3 separate regions of the Homo sapiens genome follow, and regions 1 and 3 are each linked to region 2. A link is an interaction called in ENCODE POLR2A ChIA-PET data of the cell type or tissue named here. Cell type or tissue: Panc1. All regions are shown on one strand.

Region 1 (5,000 bases), 170 kb after region 2:
GTTGTATTATTTTCCCCGCTGCTTTTTGTTGTCGTTGTTGTTGTTGAGATGGAATCTCTGTCAGCCAGGCTGGTGTGCAGTGGCGCAATCTCGGCTCCTTGCAACCTCCACCTCCTGGGCTTAAGCAATTCTCCTGCCTCAGCTTCCCGTAGCTGGGACTACAGTATTTTTAGGAGAGACGGGGTTTCACTATGTTGGCCAAGCTGGTCTCGAACTGACTTCAGGTGATCCACCCGTCTCAGCCTCTCAAAGCGCTGGGATTACAGGCCTGAACCGCCACGCCCAGCCATTTTTCTCACTTTATAGATGAGGACACGGAGGCACAGAGAAGTGAAGGGACACCCTCAAGATAACAAAGCTGGTAGGTGGCAGAGCCAGGATTCAAATCCAGGCAGACAGACTCCTGGGCTCACACTCTTCACTCTTACAGCCTGTTGTCTCTCCAAGGGAAAAATCTTAGGAAGTTTTTTAAAAAGTAAAAATATACGGTATGGTATGGTTTGGCTCTGTGTCCCCACCCAAATCTCATGTTGAAACGTGATCCCGAGTGTTGGAGGTGGGGCCTGGTGGGAGGTGATTGGATCATGAGGGTGGTTTCTAGTGGTTTAGTACCATCCCCCTAGTGCTGGCTCATGAGATCTGGTTGGTTAAAAGTGTGTGGCACTTCCCCTTTGCCCTTTCTCTCCTGCCACCATGTAAAGAGGTGCTTGCTTCCCATGCACCTTCCTGAGGCCTCCCAGCCATGTTTCCTATACAGCCCGCTGAACTGTGAGTCAATGAAACCTCTTCTCTTTATTAACTGCCTAGTGTCAGGTAGTTCTTTACAGCAATGTGAAAACAGACTAATACATAGTAATATTGGTAAGAATCCATCTTATTGCTAAAATTTTAAATCACAAAGATAATTATTAGTAGTGAAAGCTCATGACTGTCCTGTTGGCCGTAAAACCTTCCATGTAATAGCATTACCGGCAAGTGAGGCCCAACATTTTGGCTGGTGGACATGAAGGAAAGAGCGTTTGGGCCACGGTTATAAAACATGTGTCCCAGCATGATTACTCCTGGGTCTTAGAAATGGTGCACTCATCTCACTCCTGCTCTCCTTTTACATATAAAGTATGTGAAGCCCAGAGAGGTTAGGTGACTCACCAGAGGTCACACAGCAAGTTATGGGGGAACTTAACCACTCAATTCAATGAATGCTTAACATCATATCTGCCATTTGATTGAGTTATGTTCTTTGCATTAGAAGCCAGAGAGAAGCCCAATGCCAGATCAGGATGGGCCAAGTTAGCCAGCAAAGGGCTAGAACTAGTTCCTTCCAGGGCTCCAGTCACAGCCCAGGCTATTTTCTGCCTAAGTGCAGCTGTTGCTGTGGGGTAGTCACTTAAGGGTTTTAGCCCTTGGCTCTCCTCAGGAGAGGAAAAAGGAAAGACCAGAGCCTACTGATCCTTTTGTGTGAGGGCCAATGAATACCTCACACCTTTCAGAAACTTCCAAATAACCCTCTGCCTTCCAGTAATTCTAGGAGAATGGAAATTGACTCCCACCTGCCTCTCCTACCACCATTCAAGCTAATGGCTTGGGAAGAGGCCAGAGACCACTTCTCTGTGTGCCTGCAGTCTCCTCCTCCTCCTCCTCCTCACAGGCCCGGGATATTGATCATCTCCATCAGTGATGTCACAGGACTGGGTGGGGAGGAGGCCACTCCCCTGCAGGGGAAGCTGAAGACAGAGATCTTCAGCCATGCAGCCGGGAAGTGGGGAGAGCAGAGGAAGGGGGCCCAGGAGCCCCTCCGAGGGTCTGTGCTGGAGGCTTTCCAGTGAGGCGACAGCAGCTTATTACAGCTAATTTCCTTCCCCTTGCTAGAACCAAAAATCCACAGGGTTTTCGCTGCATATTTGTGTATCTGGCACTCTCAGCTCGCCTCCCCTTGGGGACCATAAGAGATGCAGAGGAAAGAAACAACATGGCCTTCCATAATTTCAAAGTCAGTTCCAGAGTTAATAATAAATTAAGAGCTGGGGGCGGGGTGGAGGCCTAGATGTGGCGGGCCCACTCTTGCAGCGTAGACCAGCCCCTCTGGGAACATCTTCTGGAAGTCAGGAGAAAAAGTAGGTGCCCTGGGGACCGAAGACACTGAGGTGGTCCCACTGTGGAAAGCTTCCCCCTGGACCTCAGGTTTCTGTGGTACCCACACCAGGATGGATGGGGATGGAGGTGGGAAGAACTGGAAAGTATTCTCTCCCACTTCTCTCCGGAGCAGGCACCAGCGCCATCGGAGCACCCAGTAGTCCCACAGTCTCTGAGGAGGGGGAGCATAGCTGTTTCAGAGAGAACAGGAAGACTTCTCTACATGGAAGACGACTAAACCCACTCACCTCTGAGGAGGTTTCCAGACCAGCAGCCATACCAGTTGGAAATCCAACAGTCCCAAATGCCTGTGTGATTTTGTTATTCATTCTTTAGGTCCTAGGAAGACTATCTCCCAGACTAGAAGCTCCCTGGAGACCAGGGCCTCTGACATCTGACTGGAAGCTCAATCACTTCTTGTCAGAGCTAGAGTGTGAGGGGACTGGGAAGCAGCAGGGAGGATACTAGGCAGGTTTTGCCCCAAGAAGGTGGAGTAGGGGATGAACAAGATCGCTGCCCTGAAATATCTGAAGGGTGGTCCTGTAGGCATGGAGTTCACACCTAGGCCAACAAGAAGAGCTAGGATGAATGAGAGATGACACAAGGGACTCGACTTGGGATCCAGAAAAGGGTGAACTTTCTGGGAGTGGCTCAGCGAGAGGCAGTGAGCCTCCCACTGCAGGGGGAGCTTCTGGGGAGGGGCCCGGAGCACAAGGTGGCAGGTGGACCCGGTGGTTGTTAGGATCCTTACCAAGCCCAAGAGTCAGTCCGTGATGGATAGATGTTCCAGTCTCTTCCGCCCCTACACCTAGAGCTCCCCCTCCTGACCACACAGAGAGGGACCAGAGGCAAATGTGCAGGAGGACACAGGGACCCAATCCCAGCCAGGGAGGCCACCAAACAAATCAATCAGGCAAACAGCCACAGGCAGAGGATGGACACAGCGGGGGCTGGTGTGGGGCTCTGTCCCCCTCTTCCCCACCCCATGGCCTAGAGGACAGTCCCTGTGTCTGCCAGCTGAACAGGCTAATAAATAGGAAAATCTGTCTTCCCTGCTGATGGAGAGAGTGTTCTGTCCTCTCCACCGCAGGGGAGTGAGGCCTCAGCTCATCCTGCATGCTACAGGGGACCCACTCATTCTTCACAAGGAAAATGGGGCAGCACAGAGCCGGGGAGTGACTTGCCCGCAGCCACACAGCTCACACGGCTGGTAAGAGGAAGGGGCGAGGCAGAGCCCAGGACTCCTACCCTACTGCCAGCCAGTATCCTTTCTCCTGCCCTTGCCTGCCCCTGTAGCACCATCTGCTCCTGCAGCAATTGGGATTCCTTTTAAAACATATGTTCATCTCAGGCAGGTCCCAAAGTGGATGGAGAAATGATATGTATGTTCTTTGCTGGCCCCGGAAGAGCTGGCAGAATGAGCTCTTGACATTTCTGGGATACTTCCAGAAGCATTCCCGGGAATGCTTCTGGTCTCCATGCTTCCTCCCCACCACCATATTCTCTCCCCAGCATTGGGGAAGCATGGATTTGTCATTCTTCTCCTCCGTGTGCCCATCTGCTTCCTTCCAGGAACCCCTCCACACCTTGAAGGCCAGGCCAGCTCCTCCAGCTCCTGATGGGCTGTTAACAAGAAATTTGGAGGCCAGACCCCTGTGCACACTGCTGAGGAGCCCAGGGCAGTTCAGGACTGAACACAGCCAGATGTGTTCAGCAGGGACCATGACCTCTCCCCGCCTACGAGTAACAGGAACTAGTCCTGGAACTAATCCACATCTCAACCCAGACCCCAGAAGTCCACCCTCCTTCACCCACCAAAGCAGACAGCTCGGTCCCACAGACTCGGCCCCTCCTCCACTACCCAGACACTGTCTGAGGCTGGAGACTGGACGCAGTGACCTCTGGGGATCCCTTGCTTGAGGTTTCTGGTTCCATCAATCCCAGGGAGCTGGAGAAGGAGAGCGGATTTCCCTCCAGGACTCCCGCGGATACCGACCTGAGCGCATCCGCTAAAGTCCTCGCAGCAGCGCGTTCACAGGCTCCAGAGCAGGCCTGCGGGTCCTGTTCCCTCCCCCACCCCTGCCCCTCCTCTCAGACCCAGGGCAATTTCCCTACAAGTGTGCTCACGCTGGGCCCTCTGAGCCACGGCGCCAATTGACTGGATTTCAATCAGAACTCCATCTCCCTTAAGGACCGCTTTGGATAAAAGCAGAAGTAACCTGCAATCTAGATGCTGATGCCAAACCGTAATGGGGGAGCCGGAGAGAAGCCGGGCCCAACTCCGGCCCCAGCCCCCAGCCACGGCGAAATCAGGCCTCAGCTGAGGCGCACGCAGCTTCCAGGGCCCGAGGAAGAGGGTAGCCTGAGTTCCCTCCATCTCCGCCACCAGCCGCCACAGGCTAAATCCTGGAGCCTGCCGGTGGGGTTAGCCGGCTGCTAGCCGTTTTAACAGTTGGCCAGGGGCCAGGGACCAGCCTTGCACCCCTGGGCAGGCCCTGTGTGGGTCCCTGCGCGCGCGCAACAAGGGCCCTTATAGGCCGGCTAAGGAGGGTCTGGGTGTCCTTAAGAGCCAGGAGGAGCTGCGGGCTCAGCACTTGTTCCCACCTACTAACCCCCAACCTCATCGCCAGCTGCCGCTTCCGCCACTGGGTCCTCTCCGGGCTATATTGCGTTCAGGAAACGGTCACTCCGAGAGAGCGGGGCTGCTCCAGTGACCCCCTGCCCCCGCCCCACTGCCTCCAGACCCCGCACCGCGGGCGAAGGCGGGGCTGTAGGGACAGGAGGGACCCCGCGGAGCGCTGTCAGCTCTGGTGCGCAGTACGGACAGCCTCCCTGGTAAATAATGCACGCCTCCCGGGCCAAGCTGC
Region 2 (5,000 bases):
GCCTCTCCTTGCCAGGTCAACCAAAGACAGAGAAGCACTTACGTGCCGGGGGAATAGGATGGAGTCAGGGCAGCCCTACCTTCCCCTTTGTAGAATGCGGGTTGGAGATGGGAGGTATTGAAGGGAAGCCCAGGAATTGGAGTCAGAGAGACTCGACATGTGGACCCAAAGTAGATGCTCAGTAAATTCCTCTCGTATGAATAAATCCAATCTTGGGCACAGTCCTTCACATCTCTGAGCCTTACCATCTTTATCTGAAAAATGGGCATCTACTCAGTCAACAACCATTTCTTGATTACCAGGCACCCTTTAAGCTATGCGGGATATAGCAGTGAACATGACAAAGATCCTCCCTGACAGAAGCTCCATTTTGTGGGTAAGACACAATAAACGGGTCATGTCATATCCGCTCTAGTAGGATGGGTTGGTACCCAGCCTCTGTCCCCTCATCCTAACTTCATTGCCCTCAGCTGACTTCTAATTGCCTCCCCACCGCAGCCTCCCAAGTGCTGAGATTACAGGCATGAGCCACTGCACCGGGCCCATCAGTTTCTTAATCTGTACAGTAAGGTTGATGAAACCTCATTTAACCACCTTACAACATTTTCGAGAGGGCCAAATTCGGAAGTCATTTATTGGCTGTAGTGATATCATTAGGTCATGTGGTGGAGAAAAAAGAATGAGGAGCCTCAGCTTCTGGCATTTAATTTGCTGTGTGGCTTTGAGGCAGTTCCTTAGTTTCTCTGGTCTTTAGCTACCCACTTTGTTAAATAAAGGACTGGCTTATGATTCCTAACAAAATAATAATGTTTAGTATGCTTACTATATGCCAGGCACTATGCCTAGCACATTTCATATACATTTTCTCATTTAATCCTTCTAACAGCCCTATGAGGTTGGCACTTTCTTGTTTTGAGACAGGGTCTCACTCTGTTGCCCAGGCTGGAATGCAGTGACTTGATCATGGTTCACTGCAGCCTTGACCTGCTCAAGGGATTCTCCTGCCTCAGCCTCCCACGTAGCTGGCACTACAGGTGCGTGCCACCATGCCTGGCTAGTTTTCTTAAATTTTTGATTCACAGAGATGAGGTGTCCTTATGTTGCCCAGGCTGGTCTTGAACTCCTGGGCTCAAGCAATCCTCCCACCTCAGGCTTCCAAGGTGCTGGGATTACAGGCATGAGGCACCATGCCTGGCCTTGCACCATTCTTATGGAACCTGAGATACAGAGAGGTTAGGTAACCGGCCATGGTCGCTCAGCTAGTAAGCAGTAGTGCTGGGATAAAAATTAAGGACTTCTGAGCACTGCTGTCCAATAAAACTCCTGTGATGAGGGTAATGTTGTATATCTTTGTTGTCCAACACGGTAACCACTAGTGTGACTGTGAGCACTTGAAATGTGGCCAGCGTGACTGAGAAACTGACATAAATATCTACCAGTAGCTATGCCTTGGCCAGCGCAGCTCTAGTGTGCCAGTTTTTGGCCCCACTTCTTCGTGAGACGCAGCACCAAGTAGTGGTGAAGAGTATAGACTCTGACTCTGGAGCCAGATTCTCTAGTTCGATTGAACACAACTTACTAGCTATCTGTGACTGAACCTCTCTGTTCCTCAGTTGCCCCTCTAAAATGAAGATGACAAAGGTGGTCATGAAAGCAAATGGCCTTTATTATGGGCATTTGATGCTTATGAATTGTAGCACGCTCCTTCAGATAAACCTTGGGTTAGAGGATGAAAAGGGGGACAGATGGGCAGGCCGGATCATCCTTTAGTGACTGAGTGGGCCGGTGCCTGGGGATTCCTTCCAAGCCCGTGCCAGGCATGGATCCCAAAGGCCCCCTGGGATGGTGGGCATGGAGGGTCCCCAAGGAGAGCCGGGAGAGCCACGTAATAAGACGAGTTAATCAAAAGGGCAGCGAGTCCCCAGGGCTCACAGCGCTCGTCTCACAGCGAGCATGCGCAGGAGAAGGCCCGATGGCTCCTTCCCCCGCCCCCGTCTCTCTCTGAACCATCCGCAGCGTGGCCTGCAGGAGTGGGGGCCAGAACAAGAGCGACCTGGAGGGTGAGGGGCCAAGACAGGAGTTGGCGGCGGGGGCTTGGGGGTGGGTTGGGAAGAGAAGGAGCGAGGGAAGTGAGGTACAGGGTAGGATGACCCGCCAGCTTGTCCTGGGGTCAGGTCAGACCCGAGGGCGTGGCAGCAGGGCCCCCACGTTGTACTGGGGGGGCGGAGGGGGCGGGCGCCATGTCTGTCGTATCCTATGTGAATGGCGCCCCCTGTAGTTTATGCCACGCAGCGGTCGCGGGTGTGCTGAACGCCTCCAAGTCCACGCCAGATTTCCCGCCCCCCACCCCCTTTTACGTGGATCAAAAAGAGCTAATGGCTAAAGGAAAAAGAATTGGCTGGGAGGGTTAAACAGAAAGGGAGCAAGGAGAGTCACGAGGCCTGTCCCTGGGGCCCGGCCCCGGCCCCTCCCCTTCCAATACCGCAGATTGGCCGCCCCTCCTCCCCTTCTCCTTTCTCCTCACACCCCAGCCGGGCTTTTCAGGCTGGAGAACATTTGATCCTGCTTCCCGCGGAGCTGCCGGGGAGAAAGTTAGAAAGACCAGCTCAGCGAAACTTGATGCGTTCCACTGGGGCTGCTGAGGCCTGGGAGCAGATGCCTGAGGACAGAGCCACCCTCAGCCTGGCAGAGCCCCCATGCCTCTAGGAACGCACCTGATTCAGACCTCTCCTCCCAGACAGCATCTCAGAAGGAAGCAGCAGTGGGGGTTGCTAACCCCCTGCCACTGTTTACACAGGGGTTTCCCAGAAACCCTGGGCCTCACCTGCCTGCTTCCCTTCCCCGAGAATCAGTTTTCCTTCAGCCTGTACATAACTCAAACATGTCTTCGATCTTCATTATTTGTATTTGTCCGTAATCTACATATTGTCTGGATAATTTGGGCCTCCGTTATCCTGGTAATTTAGGTCTTGCCCAAAGCCTACTTTTGTTTGAGTTAGTCAGTGTAACCAACTCAGCTCATTTTATTTTATTTTTATTTATTTTTTTGAGACAGGATCTCACTCTGTCACCCAGGCTGAGTGCAGTGGTGTGATCATGGCTCACTGCAGCCTTGACCTCCTGGGCTCAAGGGAACCTCCCATCTCAGCCTCCCAAGTAGCTGGGACCACAGGCGCATGACGCCATGCCTGGCTAATTTTCTGACTTTTTTTTTTTTTTTTTTTTTTTTTTTTAGAGATAAGGTTTTACTGTGTTGCCCAAGCTGGTCTCAAACTCCTGAACTCAAGCAGTCCTTCCACCTTGGCCTCCCAAAGTGTTGGGAACTCAGGCGTGAGCCACCACACCCTGCCACAGTTCATTTTAATGAGCATAAATCAAATAACTACTGTGTGCTCAGCTTGGCACTGGGTACTGTGAGCAGTCCAGACATGAGCAGGACACTCACTCTACCCTTGAGCTCACAGCACACATGGAAACAAAGCACAGAGAACGAATGCCCACTCTAAGCCTGGGGTGGAGGGGTGTCATTCATGAGGCCAGAGTAGCAGGTGGGGCCTTTGGAGAGGAGCTGATCTCTAGGTGCCCTGTAGTCTGCTTAGTCAGAGATACCTCCCTAGGGGAGGTCAGTGGAGTCAGATGGGGCTGGGACTTCTTGCTGGGGTGGAGCCTGGCTTCCAGAGAGAGGGTGCTCTTCCCTGTGGGTGCCAACGGCTGCATGCCAGCTTAACAGTATTTCCTTCAAACAGGCCTCTTTCCCAGGAGCCCAGAAAGACATTTGCATTAGGAGAAAATACCCAAGTAAAACACAGACTACTTCCCTTGGGTTTGGCTGAAATTTGGAAAGCTGCAGGCAACCAGGCTTGAAGAAAGGTTAGGGGCCAAGACGGGGGGATCACCTGAAGTCAGGAGTTCGAGACCAGCTTGGCCAACATGGTGAAACTCTGTCTCTATTAAAAATGCAATATATATACATATATATATTAGCCAGGCATGGTGGTGGGTGCCTGTAATCCCAGCTACTCAGGAGGCTAAATTTTTTTTTTTTTCAAGCCTGGTTGCCTGAGGTGGGAGGACCACTTGAGCCTGGGGATTTGAGGCTGCAGTGATCTCTGACTGCACCACTGCACTCCAGCCTGGACAACAGAGTGAGATCTTGTCTCAAAAACAAAAAAAACAAAAAAAACAAAATGTTCAGTAAGAGCCTAGAAATCAGAGTAACCAGCCAGTGCCTTCCTAGTTCTCCATCCTCTTCACTTTTACCCATGTAGTGAACACTTGGTTGCTGTTATAGTATATCTATCTGTCCCTAGATCTATAGCCTGGCTCCATTTGTATTCCAGGATCTGTAACCCTGTAATAGCAGTCTTCCCCCATCAGACTACGGGCCCTTAGGGCCAGGGCTGTCTCCTCTATCAGACTTGGGCTACCTGAGCGCAGGGCTGTGTCTTTAGCTGTTGGATGCCTCCAGCACAATGGGGTGCCCAGGATTATATAGACACAATGCTTGGGTCCATGAATATTTGTTAAGTTAATGAAGAGTCAAAAGAACTCCACTTTTCCAGCCCATTTGCTTCTTCCCAGACCCACCCCAGTGGGGAAGCAGAGCCTGGTAAACCAGTGTCCCTTACACCTGCTCAGAGTGGGAAGACCATAAATTTCTCAAATCAGTATAAAACAAAATTACTTGTGATCTACTGAACCATCAACTCAAAAAAATTAAACAAAACCTCCCCTTTTCCAACATTAGTGTAGACAAAGGAAGCCCAGGTGACCCTCACTTGGGAAATGATGGCTCCAGATATCAGGCCTTGGAGAGAGCTCACAAGGCTTTGGAGTCTAGTGCTGGGAGCAGTCTCAGAGGTGGTCCAGGCACATGTGCTTATTGTGGAAATGAGAATCCAGAGGCCAAAAGGGGAAGGTCACATAATGAGTCAGGGTGTAGTCGTGACATAGTGGCCAGAAGTGGGAGAGGGACTCCTGTCTCCTTTGCGTTCTTCCCC
Region 3 (5,000 bases), 200 kb after region 2:
AAATGAAGCGGAGAGATGTGTTGTAAGGAATGGGTGGTGCTCTCGAAGGACAATCAAGGGTTGGAACCAAGAATTGGACCATTGATATAACCATGCTGTCATTCTGTCCCCTTCCTCCCTGGGCTAACTATGATCAGCATCTCATCCTAGGGTCAGATTCCTGGGAGTTAAAATCTGATTGGCCCAGCTTTGGTCAGGTGTGTTCCTCTGATCGAATCAGCTGTGACTGGGTAGGTGGGATCACACAAACCTCAGGAAAGGGGGCCTATTGTGAGCTAGGCAGATATTCTCTAGAAGGTGCCTAACGCAGTTACTAATTCACAGTAGACCTTAGGGAAGATACCTTCCTTCCCAGACTCGCAGTTCTCATCTGTAAATGAGAGATTTGATCTGTGTCTGGCTCATCATTACATCTACTATGCCTGTTTAATAAAGGCTGAGTGGACTACAGTGATCCCTATATTAGCTTCTGGTTCTGACCGTCTGTCTTTTAGAATTCTCATATGTAAAGTGTGCGGGTACAAGGAGCTGGCAGCGAGGGAGAAGACGGGGAGAAGGAGGGTGTGCTGACACTGGCCAGGGGTGCCTGGGGACTTCAGCTTAAGCAGTCTTTTCTCTGGACATCTTTCCAGAGCCAATCTTCTGTCCCCACCAAGCAGCATTCTGGCCAGAATCTGACTTCTCTAATAAACACTGTCCCTGGAGGGACAGTGCCCTTTATAAGCTATTAAATTGGCCTTCTGACAGTTGCCAACACAATGCCATTTGAGAAGCAAAGTCCAAAGTGGGGGGACTCCGGATTTGATTCTGGTGTCCAGAATCCAGACTCTTCCACTTATTACGTGACCTAGTGGGTCACGGCCCTCTAAGCATCACAGTCTTCGCTGCCCAGACAGATATGAGAATCTGTGTTCTGCCTTATTCATAGAACTGTTTGAGGGATATTGTGTATAAAATTATCCATAATAATTGAACTATATTTGTGGTGTGCTAACTAGATGCCAGGCATAGCGTCATATGCTGAAAAGGGTTATTATGTATAATCCTCACAAGAGCCTTATGAAGTAGCTGCTACTATGATCTCTGTTTCACAGATGAAGAAACTGAGGCTCAGAGGTTAAATAACTTGCCCAAGGTCACACAGTTGATGAAGAGCAGAGTCAGATCCACGCTCTGAACTAGGTTCTAGTACTTTTGTTTGTGGTCCAGTTGTAGATAGACACATTATTATTATTACTTCCCAGGGCCTAAGACCTCTCGGATAAGCTGAACATTGAGACCCACAGAGGTGGGAAACCAAAACTTGGACACCAGAGAAGCAAACTTCTGGGTTTATTCCTTCAGTCTAAAAACTACATGAATCAAAAAATCTGTGGGCTGTAAATGAAGTAACTCAGATCAAATTAGCTCACTCAAAAGAGGGAATTTGTTGGCCTCCACTCTCCGAGGGGCAAAAGTGAGGCTAGGGCACCTGGAATTCAAGTTTCAAACAAGCACCCCCAGGGCAGTCTTCCTCATTGTCTCTCATTGCTGCTGCCCTGTGCTGGCTGCCTGCCCTCTTTCATACTCCATGAGCTTCTTCTCAGGAAGAGAACACTGTTGCCAGCAGTTCCAGGATCACACGTCAGCTGCTCTGCAACCAAAGCTAAGGTGGGATTTCCTTTCCCAGCTACAGGTGAAACAAATCTCAGGAAAGGATTCTTATTGGCCTAGCTCAGATCATGAGTCCTCCCTTCTGAACTAATCACTATGGCTAGGGACATGTGGTTCTATGACTGGCTGCCCCGCTTAGATCATATGCCACCCATGTGAACAGTGGGAGTGGATCTGTTATAAGAAGGTGGGGTGGTTGGGGGAGATGGCAACACCGACGTGAACTCTGGGGGACTCTCTGAAGCCTGGGTCACCTCAATTTGTATCCTTTCCAACTGGCAAGAGCAACCTTGGTTTTCTCCTTCCTCAATCTATATCTACTAAGAAGTCACCTAATAGGCTGTTAGTTTCTTACTCTCGTTTTCTTCAGAAAGGCTCATATGGTCTTTTATACAGAGGGAGGGGGTGAGTATCCTCTTCTGCAAACTTTTCCATGTCTGGAAAATTGGGGCAATGGAGCCTGCCTTACTTTCCTCACAGAGGTATGTGAGGACCCACAGAGTTAATGGATACAAACACTGCTGTAGAAAGAACAAAGTGCCATATTTACAAACACAGGATCTATTTATTGATTTATTTATGCTCCTTTGTGTTTCAAAAAAGGATTTGAGGTAGCTTAGCAAAATGCACACAATATAGTGGGATAAAAATAGTAAGGGGATAGAGCGGAGGGAAAACACGGGTAGAAAAATCAAATAAAGCCAGGGAAAATTCTTGTACCTGGAAACTTATGCTCAAAGTCCCTGAACAAGTTTGGTTCTGAGCTTTCTCATGAACAAAGTGGGAAACATGATCAGTTACAAAAGATACAGTAGTCATAGGATAAGAGAATATCAGCATGCCAGGAAAGGCCACAGAGCTTAGCTCAGCACCAATGTCTGGTAGAAATTTCTTCTCATCAAGAGGATACCGCAGGGTGGGCCAGACTCGATGGTTCATGCCTGTAATCCCAGTACTTTGGGAGACCGAGGCAGGCAGATCATCTGAGGTCTGGAGTTCGAGACCGGCCTGGCCAACATGGTGAAACCCCGTCTCTACTAAAAATACAAAAATTAGCCAGGCGTGGTGGTGGGTGCCTGTAATCCCAGCTACTCGAGAGGCTGAAGCAGGAGAATCACTGGAACCCAGGAGGCGGAGGTTGCAGTAAGCTGAGATTGCACCAATGCACTCCAGCCTGGGTGACAGAGTGAGACAGAAAAAAAAAAAAAAAAAAAAAAGATGCTGCAGGGTGGAGTGGTCTGCATATTCAACAATATATAGAGATCCTTTGGTTTTCATGTCACTGGCTGTCTAATTCAGTTTCATGTGGATTCACTGTCTACAATTTGATTTACGTTAACTAAAAACTGGATACCAACTAAATAGCAAGCACATTCTTTTCCCCTTCCTTCCTTCCTTTTCTTTCTTTTTGCATGGTAACATGAGGTTGGGTGCAAGGAGTGGTATGTGAGTTTTCCCCAGTGAAATATATGGACAAAAAAGTTCTAGCATCTTGGCTTAGCTGAAATGTATAAAACTCACTAAGACATAAAACTGTTCCAAGCAGGCCATAAAGGCGCTGCTGCCTTTGCCTCAGAACTTGGGCTATAATCTGCTGTCCTGGAACAAAATGCAAACATAAATCAGCTTTCACAGTATTTTTAGCCACCTAAAAAATTCTTCATTTCCTGCCTGAAATGCTTCTGACAGTGAGCAATGCCACTCTCCCTCATTCTTGCTCTGAAAAGCTTCCCTTTGGGCAGCGATGGGGACCCAACACTGGGCCCCACAGCTGAGGCAAACCCAGAAGGAGGCATGGGATAGAGGAAATGGTCTCCCAGGGTCTCTAGGACAAATAAGTCAGGGATGTGGCTAGCGTATAAATTGCTTTCATGCAAAGTTGGAAAGGGCGCCCCTCCTTGGCACAGGAAGCCCTGTGGGTTCCCACTTGGGATGCCCTCTCCTGCATCTTTGCCTGACGCAATCTCATCTGTCCTCCTGGACCCAGAGCCTCCACAAAGCCATCCCCAAATACCCACCCCATTCTCTTGTTTCTGCACTCCTAATGCATCAACAGTGAGTACCAGACAGCTGGCATTTAATTATATGATGTCTGGCATGCACTATTTCATGTTGTCAGTCTGTCTCTCTAACTAGATTAAAGAGATCTTGAGGTAATCGTTAGTTCTTACTTTATATGTCTCCCTTACAGCTAACAAGGAAGCTTTATGTCTTCCTCGTTATGTCTTACAAATAACAAGGTCATGAAAAACAGGAACCTAGGGTGACTGTCTCGTTCTCCCCACTGTACCCATTGAGCAGACAAAATTAAGAGCCAAAGAGGAGGCTTGACCTGCCCAAGGTCATGCAGTGAGAACTTGGGCTAGCCAGGAACGACTCCAGTTCTCCTGTCTGTCAATGCAGCATTCGACTTTCCTGAAACACTTAGTTCTAAAACCCCCAATAGGAGGTTCAGAACCACAGCTCCCTGGGGTAATAAAGACAGACAGACAGACAGCTGGCCCACAGTAATCCATCTGCTCATGGGCAGAATTTCCAACATGGAGGCAAGTCAAGCTGCTCTAAGGCTCAGCAAACAGCCTCCATGGGAATCCAGGCTGGGTCTCTGTATGTGCCAGGGGGATGAAAGGACCTCAGTGGGGTACCTGGGGTGCTTGCATCCTCCCTGACACCACGCAGGTCACTATTGTCTGCGATGTCTGGGGCAAAGGAAACCCGTAATTGATGGTCTCAGCAGGAAGGACACATAGACAGGTGGAGAGGGCATCTCCTGTTTACAGAGAAACGCTTGTGTTTGCAAGGGGCTGCCTTTTTGCAGTGAACTATGCACCCATGATAGCAGGAAACCACCCAAGTATTTGCCCCAAATTTATAACAACAGATACAATAGTGTCAAAGCTGATAGAAACTGAAAACAAAATAATAACAAAAAATACCCATGGCAACAATTGCTAAACAAAACCCTATAACGACAAGCTGGCAGCAGCCTCATCAGTCCTGCTGAGCCTCTCCTAGGCACTCACAAGCCACAGCACCCGCCACTTAGTACTTCTCACAAATGCCCTATGAGTTTGGTATGATGTGCTTGTTTTATAGATGTGGAAGCTGAAGCTTACGGGGCTGAAGTATCTTGCCTCACATCACAGGCTGCTAAGAAGCAGAGCTGGGATTGGCATCCAGGTTGATCTCCCTCTAAAAGCCTCCCCTTTCACTACAACCCACATAGACTCTCATTCCAACCCCACTTCAAGCATTTCTTCCCATTATCAGACCTGTGGGACAAGGTTTGGTTGGGAAAACACGAGGCTCTTCAGGAAGACAGACAACAGATTGCCCATCATTTCATG

Evidence for each region. Peaks named below come from ENCODE experiments on the same cell type or tissue, not always from the same donor. Only the 100,000 strongest peaks of a DNase experiment are listed, where the experiment ranks them.
Region 1: POLR2A ChIA-PET joins it to region 2 with 22 read pairs; 5 of 35 experiments call an interaction of 5 or more read pairs at or near these places.
Region 3: POLR2A ChIA-PET joins it to region 2 with 27 read pairs; 8 of 35 experiments call an interaction of 5 or more read pairs at or near these places.

Annotation. Positions count from the first base shown.
Region 1 is chr6:37,536,273-37,541,272 of GRCh38, reverse strand. It overlaps LINC02520 (long intergenic non-protein coding RNA 2520), which reads right to left. Exons shown (of 4, transcript NR_126057.1): 4 at 4,993-5,000. Among named protein-coding and RNA genes, the nearest start is that of MIR4462, 17 kb to the left of the region's middle. RefSeq lists enhancers at 3,036-3,265, 4,311-4,858. In Panc1, CTCF peaks have their summits at 2,728 and 2,952 (motif pointing left); a DNase peak (open chromatin) is centred at 2,972; H3K27ac peaks cover 4,022 bases.
Region 2 is chr6:37,702,872-37,707,871 of GRCh38, reverse strand. No RefSeq gene overlaps it. Among named protein-coding and RNA genes, the nearest start is that of MDGA1, 7.5 kb to the right of the region's middle. RefSeq lists a silencer at 2,037-2,296. In Panc1, a CTCF peak has its summit at 2,297 (motif pointing left); a DNase peak (open chromatin) is centred at 2,390; H3K4me3 peaks cover 784 bases.
Region 3 is chr6:37,502,477-37,507,476 of GRCh38, reverse strand. It overlaps LINC02520 (long intergenic non-protein coding RNA 2520), which reads right to left and starts at 129. Exons shown (of 4, transcript NR_126057.1): 1 at 1-129. In Panc1, no CTCF peak of the experiment used is centred here; no DNase peak of the experiment used is centred here; H3K27ac peaks cover 2,629 bases.